Regions from separate parts of the Homo sapiens genome. Here region 1 is linked to region 2. A link is an interaction called in ENCODE POLR2A ChIA-PET data of the cell type or tissue named here. Cell type or tissue: Panc1. All regions are shown on one strand.

Region 1 (5,000 bases), 490 kb after region 2:
AAGATCATAAATCATGGCAGGCAGAGGGGAGAAGTCATCTCAAAAGGGTAAAGTGCAATCCCCTAAGAACAGAACACTTGAGCTCAGCCTAAAGGGCATATCTTCAAATTGCACATGTTGGTTTGTTATTTTAGAACTGCTCTTGAGAGCTGGGGTTATAGGAAAGGCCTTGTTTCCATTGGCTGCTATAAATAAAATGTGAACCATTATATCATCTCTTAAGAGAGTTTTATAGAAACACCAGGCATAGCTTCAAGTATAGCAATTTATACAAGTACCTCTCTAAATATATGTCTTGGAATCGTTGCTAAACCAGGTAATAAGGGACATTACCACTTTTGCTAAGGCATATTTGTGTGACAGATTAGACCCTGTTTAGGCACCTATTTACAGGTCAAAGCCTGCAGGCCTTGAAAAGAGAAAGCAGGGAGTTCACCCCGCCTGGCCTCCAGCTCCAAGGCAGCTGTGTAATCCCACTGAACCTGTTTGGCAGCTCATGCAGTAACTGCTGCAGCTTGCAGATAAGACCCTCTTGGAAAGCCTGATAGCCCTTGTCAATAATGAAGCCTCAAGAGCAACTGGAATTTTCTAAAACATCAAAACACATTATCTGATTTGTGCTGATACCCAGTCATTACAGAGAGCCAGTTGAGTAAGATTTTTGTTAAGGAAAGATAGATGTCTTTGCTTCTTTAAAGGTGTCATATGTAAATCTCAAATCTTACCTTGATCATAAGCAACCATTGTTTGCTTACCTGTTGCATCACTGAAGCAAAATAAGTCATACTAGCCACAAAAACAAGACTAACATTGGATTTCCACAGCTCTTTCGGCAGTGGGCTGGAAAGTGCTATTAAAACATGGCTGTTTCATAATTTCCCTATTGGGTAGGTATTACAAGATCTCATTTTTTACATGATCATGAATTTTATTGCCTCTAGAAAAGCAGAACTGGTCTAGGTTAGGGGGCAAATGAGTGCCCTACCTGCAACCCATAACAAAGTGAGGCTTTTAGCCAGAGGAGGAATGAAGCTGTTTAGCACTCTGGATCCAGGGCTACGTACTAAGGCGTCTCACTCAGGGAATATGGAATGTTCCTGAAATTCTGCTGGGTCTATCCTTTTTGCTTTTCAAAAACCTGGTCACTGAAGAGAGAATATATTTATTAAATCTAGATACCAATAAACCTCTCATTGTGAAATAAAAGAAAAGTTGCTGGAATACAATACTCAAAAAGACCATGAAGATGTTTCAGTCAGAGAAAGAAGAAAAAGACTGCGTGGGTAGACAATGACAAGAGGGCTGGAATGTAGAAGCCCAGGGGAGTCAGAAAAGAGAAAAATGTGTTTATGTGTCTGGCGAAGCTGTTTGAAACAGTGCCCTATCTCTCCGTGTCTAATCAGTCACAGTTTATGCTGATAGAGCTTTCACTGCTGTCTTTTCCCTTTAATACCACTTCATAGTGTAACAGGTAGAGTTCCTTTCACAGTTATGACTTAGCTTTTCTTTTGTAAACAGCTTTTCACTTATTTAAAAGAAGTTGTACATACATATGAATGGACTCACAAGGAAATAATGAGAAACACTATAAATTCTGTGTTGAGGCTGTAGAAAGCCAAAGTGCTCTAATAATAAGTTTGTTATAGTATAGTTGATAACCGAAAAGTTCAATCAGATTTAAAGAAGCAGAGTGAGGGAATAAACCATGAAATAGCAGGTCTCAGAATATGAGGTTGTGGGCCATTGAAGAAAAAAAATTAAAGGAATTCATAAAAAGTATTAAAAGAAAATAAACCTTTTAACAAATTTTGTTCTTTTGAATCACAGTGAAAAGTTTCTCTCTCAATAACAAAATCTTAGTCAGACGTAACTGACTAAGTTTGCTACGTTTTATTACCTAAGGTAGCAAACTGGAAAGAAACACTTAAAAGTACTTAAATATTTTTATTGTTTTAAATCAAGTTTAAATAAAGGAAGAGACGATTCAATATTGCCTAAGTATTTTCATGACATTTCAAGTTTCTTCCTAAATTAATATCTAATTTAACAAGAAGTTTATTGAGGATTTTCATTCACTTATTTATTTCCCCAATAATGAAAACGGCTTTATGCTTTTCTGACTATATAAGTAATGAATTTTGAAAAAATTCAAAAACAAGTTATAGACAGAAAGAAAGTAAAAATGTCCTGAAACCTCATCACCCTGTGATAACCACGTTAACATTTTGGCACCTGTCCTTTCACACATCACACATCTCCGTATACACATTTATATAAAGAGAGTAACATGCATGCTATTCTTATTATGGCCCTTAATTTTTAAAATATTGCTTGGTTGGTTGTTTTCTTCATCTTTGGGAATCAATATCAAAATATGGTATACATATGTTCTTTTCCTTCCCCATGCTTATGAAATCAGATACATATATACCCTGTGTGTCTGTGGGTAATAGGCATTCTATGCATTTTGCCTCTCTCATCTAAACTGTCATGGATTCCCCTCCAAAAACCCTGGATAGTTCTAAATCATTCTTTTTAATAGCTGCATAATTTTTCTATTGTATGCATGAAGCATAATTTATTTAATCGTTTTTCTACCTAACACTTAATTTTTAACTTTTTTTATCCCAGTGGCACACCAGGATGCAGTAAATATCTTTCTGTGTGTAGCTTTTCATACTAATGCTTTTACGTAAGTAGGAAAATTCTTCCTACGAATAGATTGCTGAGAAAAAGAGTATATATCTTTTTAATTTTAATTTCGCTTTCCAAAATACTATAACAATTCACATTTCTATTAGCAATGTGTGAAAATAGCCTTTTCCACATATTCCTGAAAGCAGTAGCTGTTATCCCTTTTTCATTTTTGCCAATATGATGTCTGTAGAGAGAAAGCTCACTTGTTTCTTCAATTTGCAGTTCCCTGACTCCCCGTGAGATTAATCGTTTTGGCATCTTTTTCTATGTTTAGAGGCCATCTTGGATTTGCTCTTACGTGAATTGCCTGTTTACGTCCTTTGACTGTTTTTTTAATTATGTGACCTTCTTAGCCTTTTGTGCAGTAAAACTCTTAACCTTTTATTTTTCACATGCACTGGAAATATTTTTCCTAATTTATTATTTGTCTTTTTAATTTGTCTGTGGTATTTTTTTCCACACTATAATATTTCTTATATTTGAGTAGTTCTCTCCTTTTACTTTTACAGCTTCTGGGTTTCCTGCTAAAAAATCCCTCCAACATCGGCTGGGCGCGGTGGCTCACGCCTGTAATCCCAGCTACTCAGGAGGCTGAGGCAGGAGAATCACTTGAACCTGGGAGGTGGAGGTTGCAGTGAGCCGAGATAGCACCATTGCACTCCAGCTGGGTGACAAGAGTGAAACTCCATCTAAAAAATAAAATCCCTCCAACATCTAGGGCAAAATTTCTTTTTTATATTTTCTTATATTGACAAATAAAAATGGTGTATATTTATCACATATGACATGATGTTTTGAAATATGTATACATTGTGGAATGGCTCAATTGAGCTAATTGACATATACATTATCTCACATATTTTTTATTTTTTGTGGTCAGAATATTTAAAATCTACTGTCTTAGTGATTCTCAAGAAAATAATGCAGTTATTTACTATAGTCACCATATTGTACAATAGATTTATTGAACGTATTCCTCCTATCTAACTGAAATTTTATAGGGCTAAATTTTCATCATTACCTTTTTTTTTTTTTTTTTTTTTTAAGAGACAGAGTCTCATTCTGCCACCCAGGAGTGCAGTGGTGTGATTGTAGCTCACTGTAGACTCGAGCTCCTGGGCTCAAGTAATCTTCTCATCTCAGCCTCCTGCGTAGCTGGGACTATAGTTATGCACCACCACACCCAGCTAATTTTTAAATTGTATTTTTGTAGAAATGCGGTCTCACTACGTTGCCCAGGCTGGTCTTGAATTCCTGGTCTCAAGCAGTCCTCCCACCTAAGCCTCCCAAAGTGCTGGGATTACAGGTATGAGCCACCACACCTGGCCCCATTGTTACATTTTTAACATTTATAACTCAAGTCCATCTGAAATTTGTTTATATAGTATAAGGTAAGAGTCTCACTTTTTAGTCTAACCTATAGAGAGAGGCATTTATCAGCTAAATATGTGAAGCAAATCATTCTTAACCACTGAATCGAAGTATAACATTTTGCATTTACTAAGTTACCGTATGTCCTGGGACCAGGGGTACATCCAAAATATAAACAATTAAAACAGTATGGGCACAGACCAGTCAGAACAGATGCTGTCTGTAAACCACTGCAACAGGGATATAGTGCAAACCAAGAGGATAGCAGTCCTGCCTTGAATCTATTTCTGGGTTCTCTATTCTGTTTCAATGACATACTTGTCTATTCCTATGCCAGGATCATATTGTTCTAATTTCAGTCACCTTTGAAGTATTTTAACATTTGAGCAAGCATGTCCCACACATTATTTTATTTCATAATTTCTCTGGCTGTTCTTGGACATTTATTTGTACACATGAATTATAAGTTATGTTTATCCAGCTCCCAAAAATAAACTATTCTTGTGTAAATAAACTGTGATAAAGTTATATCAGTTTTGGAAGATGTTACAGAAACTACAATTTCTCTTTTACTATTCTCCTCTTCTTCCTTCCCAGTAAATGTTTCGGCCAGTTGCAGTGGCTCATGCCTGTAATCTCAACACTTTGAGAGACTGAGGCAGGAAGATCACTTGAGGCCAGGAGTTTGAGACCAGACTGGGTAACATAGTGAGTTCCCATCTCGACAAAAGATTTCAAAAATAGCTGGGCATGGTGGTGCATGCCTCTAGTACAAGCTTTTCAAGAGGCCGAGGCAGAAAGATTGCTTGAGCCCAGGAGTTCAAGGCTGCAATGAGTTATAATTGCACCACTGAACTCCAGCCTGGATGACAGAGTGAGATCCTGTCACTTAAAAAAAAAAAAAAAATTTCGGCTGGGCACGTAGTCCACTA
Region 2 (5,000 bases):
TTTTTTCTTTATTAGTCTAGCTGGTAGTCTATATATTTTATTAAATTTTTCAAAAAAAAAAACCTCCTAGATTTGTTGATGTTCTGAATGGTTTTTCACATCTCAATTTCCTTTAGTTCAGCTTTGATTTTGGTTATTTCTTTTCTTCTTCTAGCTTTGGGGTTGGTTTGTTCTTGTTTCTCTAGTTCCTCTAGTCCTCTCTAGTTCATCTAGTGATGTTAGGCTGTTAATTTGAGATCTTTCTAACTTTTTGATGTAGGCATTTGTGCTACAAACTTCCCTCTTAACACTGCCTTGCTGTGTCCCAGAGATTCTGGTACGTTGTATCTTTGTACTCATTAGTTTCAAAGAATTTCTTGATTCCTGCCTTCATTTCATTATTTACCCAAAAGCCATTCAGGAGCAGGTTGTTTAATTTCCATGGAATATGGTTTTGAGTTATTTTCTTAGTATCAATTTCCATTTTTATTGCACGGTGGTCTGAGAGTGTGGTTGGTGTGATTTTTTTGTTTTGTTTTGTTTTTTTAATTTGCTGAGGATTGTTTTATGTCTGATTGTGTGGTCAATTTTAGAGCATATGCCATGTACAGATATGAAGAATGTATATTCTGTTGTCTTTAGGTGGAGTGTTCTGTGGATATGTATTAGATCCATTTGGTCAAGTGTTGAGTTCAGATCCTGAATATCTTTGTTAGTTTTCTGTCTTGATGATCTGTCAGTGGGGTATTGGAGTCTCCCACTATTACCATGTGGTTATCTAAGTCTCTTTGTAGATCTCTAAGAACTTGCTTTATGAATCTGGGTGCTCCTGTGTTGGATGCATATATATTTAGGACAGTTAGTTCTTGTTGAATTGAGCCTTTTACCACTATGAAATGCTCTTGTTTGTCTTTTTTTTAATCTTTGTTAGCTTAAAGTATGCTCTGTCTAAAATTAGAATAACAACCCCTACTTTTTTCTGTTTTTCATTTTCTTGGTAAATCTTTCTCCATCCCTTTACTTCAAGCCTATCTCACTGCAAGTGAGATGGGTCTCTTAAAGACAGCATAACATTGGGTCTTGCTTCTTTATCCAACTTGCCTCTCTGTGCCTTTTATTTGGAGATATTTAGCCCATTTACATGCAAGGTTGTTATTGATATGTGTGGATTTGTTCCTGTCATATGTTGTTAGCTGGTTATTATGAAGACATGTCTGTGTGGTTGCTTTATAGTATCACTGGTCTATGTACTTAAATGTGTTTTTGTAGTGGCTGGTGTTTAGCATTCCCTTCAGGACCTCTTGTAAGGCAGGTCTAGTGGTAACACAATCTTCTAGCATTTGCTTATCTGAAAATGATCTTATTTCTCTTTTATTTATGAAGCTTAGTTTAGCTGGATATGAAATCTTTGCTGGAAATTTCTTTTTTTTTTTCTTTTTTTTTTTTTGAGACAGAGTCTCACTCTGTCACCCAGGCTGGAGTGCAGTGGCACGATCTTGGCTCACTGCAAGCTCCACCTCCCAGGTTCACACTATTCTCCTGCCTCAGCCTCCCAAGTAGCTGGGACTACAGGTGCCCAACACCATGCCTGGCTAATTTTTTTTTTATATTTTTAGTAGAGACGGGGTTTTACCATGTTAGCCAGGATGGTCTTGATCTCCTGACCTTGTGATCCGCTCATCTCGGCCTCCCAAAGTGCTGGGATTACAGGCGTGAGCCACTGTGCCCAGCTGGAAATTCTTTTTTTTAAGAATGCTGAATATTTTTCCCCAATCTCTTCTGGCTTATAAGGTTTCTGCTGAAAGATCTTCTGTTAGCCTAGTGGGGTTCCCTTTGTAGGTAACTTAATCCTCCTCTCTAGCTGCCTTTAACATTTTTCTTTCATTTGAACCATGGAGAATCTGATAACTATGTGTCTTGGGGATGGTCTTTTTGTATAGTATTTCACAGGGGTTCCCTACTAAAAAATAGGACACGCTTAAGGGTAGGGGGAAAATAAAATCAGAGGGAAGATTAGCAAACAAAATGAAACTCACATCATTTTATATGTTTGCTAGAGGTGACCACAATTTTGGCTCCAATATTTCTGTTTGTTTTTTGTTTTGGCTTTGGTTCCAATACTTCTAGTGGTCAAAGGAAAGTGAGAAACCCAATCAGTCACAGGATTCAGAATTTTCCATAAGATTAAGTAAAAGGGAACGGAAATGTTCTACAGAAGAACAGTTTTACTTGATTTTGAGTTTCCTAAAGATATGAAATGTTATGGATAATATACTTCATAATGTTCCTACTGAAATATGCACATTTATGATTTTCACACCACTGCTTATGATAGGGTATCTTAAAGTGGGCCAATTCTGTAGAAAAATATTCTACAAGGGAGCAAAATATATGTCACTCTCTAACGCTTAATCTAGGGGCAAAATTTGACTCTAGAATTGTGGTTTTTTTAATTGTACATCTTGGAAACTCTTGAATTTCAGAAGATGCTTCTAGGGCTGCCCTGGTTTTGGGAGCAGGGCTGAGCCTGAGGAATCTAGGCTGTTGTTATCATCTGTTATCCCATTAATACATTTCTAGATTCAATTTGCTAATATTTTTTGTTGAGGATTTTTTCATCTATACTTATCAGGGATTTTTTTTTTTTTGATGGAGTCTCACTCTGTTGCCCAGGCTGGAGTGCAGTGGCACAATCTCAGCTCACTGCAACCTCCACCTTCTGGGTTCAAGAGATTCTCCCACCTCAGCCTCCCAAGGAGCTGGGAGTACAGGCATGTACCACTACACCCGGCTAATTTTTGTATTTTTAGTAGAGATAGGGTTTTGCCATGTTGGCCAGGCTAGTCTCAAACTGGTGGACTCAAGTGATCTGCCCACCTCGGCCTCCCAAAGTGCTTGGATTACAGTTGGGAGCCACCACACCTGGCCTTATCAGGGATATTGGTCCATAAATGTCTTTGCTTGGAATGTCTTTGCCTGGATGATGCTGACTTTATACAATGAGTTGGGAAATATTCCTTCCTCTTGCATTTTCTGGACAAGATTGTGTGAAGTGACTATTATTTCTTCCTTAAATATTTGATAGAATGCCTCATATTTCTCCCTTTTATATCCAAGTCTCACCTGGGTAGGGTTGCCAGATAAAATAAAGAATTTTCAGTTAAAATTGAATTTTAGATAAACAACAAATAGTTTAAAATATAGTTGTCCTATGCAGTAGTTTAGATGTACTTATACTAATAAGTACATCTTGTTATTAATATTATGAATGAAATATTATTCATTGTTTATCTGAAATTAAAATTTAACGTAACCACAAGAATAAAAAGCACGTGTTCACACAAAAACTTGTACATGAGTGTTCATAGTAGTGTTATTCATAATAGCCAAAAGGTGGAAACAATCCAAATGTCTGTCAACTGAGGAATGGATAAACAAAATGCGTTCTACCCATAGTATTAGTCAGGGTTTTCCAGAGAAACAGAACCAATAGACATAAAATGTATATGCATATGCAGACTTATTATGAAGAATAATTAACTCATGTAATTAAGGAGGCTGAGAGATCCCACGATCTGCCATCTACAAGCTGGAGCCCAGGAAAGCTGGGCATACAATTCAGTCCAAGTCCAAAGGCCTGAAAACTAGGGGAGCCAATAATGTATATTTTAGTCCAAGGGCAGGAGAAGATGAGATGAGATGTTCCAGCTCAAGCAATAAGGCAGAAAAAAGGAGGAAATTCCTCCTTCCTCCACCTTTTTGTTCTATTCAGGCCTCAATGGATTAGATGATGCCCACTCACATTAGGGAGGGCCATCTCCTTTACTGAGTCCACAGACCCAAATGCTAAACTCATCTGGAAATATCCCCACAGACATACCCAGCAATATCGGGCCATCCTCTAATCTAGTCACATTGACACATAAAAATTGTCCTATGATAAAATGGAATATTATCAGCCGTAGGAAACAACGAAGTACTGATTCCTACGATAACATGAGTGAACCTTGAAAACGTTATACTAAGTGAAAGAAGCCAGACGTAAAAGGTCACGTATAGAATGATTTCATTTATATGAAATGTACAGAATAGGCAAATTCATGAAGACAGAAAATAGCTTAGTGTGGTCAGGGGCTGGAGGAAGGAGAGAATGAGGTATAGAGGGTAGGGGGTATATGGTTTCTTTTTGGGGTGATAAAGTATTTTGGAATTAGATAATAGTGATGGCCGCACAACTTTGTAAGTATACTGAAAACCACTGCATGGTACACTTTAAATGGGTGAATTTTATAGTATGTGAATTATAAATCGATTAAAAATATGTATGTAATAAAATATTTTTCTTCCTATATTATTATCTAAACCTGGGTGCATCTGATTGGTGAAAGCCATTACGTATCTCCGCATTCTAGCTGCAAAGGAGTCTGGGAAATGTTGCTGCTGGACTCCCAATGTGGAAAACTTTTGAAATGTGGAGAGACTGTATAAAATGTGTTCAGCCTGTAATCTCAGCACTTTGGGAGGCTGAGGTGGATTGCTTGAAGCCAAGAGTTCAAGACTAGCCTGGGCAACAAAGTGAGACCCCATCTCTACAAAAAACAAGCAAAAATTAGCTGGATGTGGTGGTGTGTGTCTGTAGTCCTAGCTACTGGGGAGCGTGAAGCAGGAGAATCACTTGTGCCCAGGAGTTGGAGGCTGCAGTGAGCTATTGTGGTGTCACTGCACTCCAACCTGTGCCACAGAATAAGACCTTGTCTCTGAAAATAAATAAATAAATAAAATGTGTTGAACATCCTCAAATGGTGGATATTTACTCCAGATTCTGGAGTTGAATACCTAGATTTGAATGCTGTCTCCATCACTTAGCAGTTGGAGAGCTAGAGAAGGTGATTTAACCATCTGCCTCAGTTCTCTCATGTATAAAATCTGTCAGTACAGGTACTGTAATTGTTTCCTAACCCATCTCCCTGTTTCCTTCTGTCTTCTTTCCTGCATTCTTTGTTCAACAGAGAGGCCAGAGT

The links. Peaks named below come from ENCODE experiments on the same cell type or tissue, not always from the same donor. Only the 100,000 strongest peaks of a DNase experiment are listed, where the experiment ranks them.
Region 1: POLR2A ChIA-PET joins it to region 2 with 6 read pairs; 2 of 35 experiments call an interaction of 5 or more read pairs at or near these places.

What each region holds. Positions count from the first base shown.
Region 1 is chr1:85,224,782-85,229,781 of GRCh38, forward strand. It overlaps LOC105378821 (a long non-coding RNA gene), which reads left to right and starts at 798. Exons shown (of 3, transcript XR_947548.3): 1 at 798-887; 2 at 3,911-4,003. RefSeq lists a silencer at 343-503. In Panc1, no CTCF peak of the experiment used is centred here; no DNase peak of the experiment used is centred here; H3K27ac peaks cover 921 bases.
Region 2 is chr1:84,730,662-84,735,661 of GRCh38, forward strand. No RefSeq gene overlaps it. Among named protein-coding and RNA genes, the nearest start is that of SSX2IP, 43 kb to the left of the region's middle. In Panc1, a CTCF peak has its summit at 3,674; no DNase peak of the experiment used is centred here.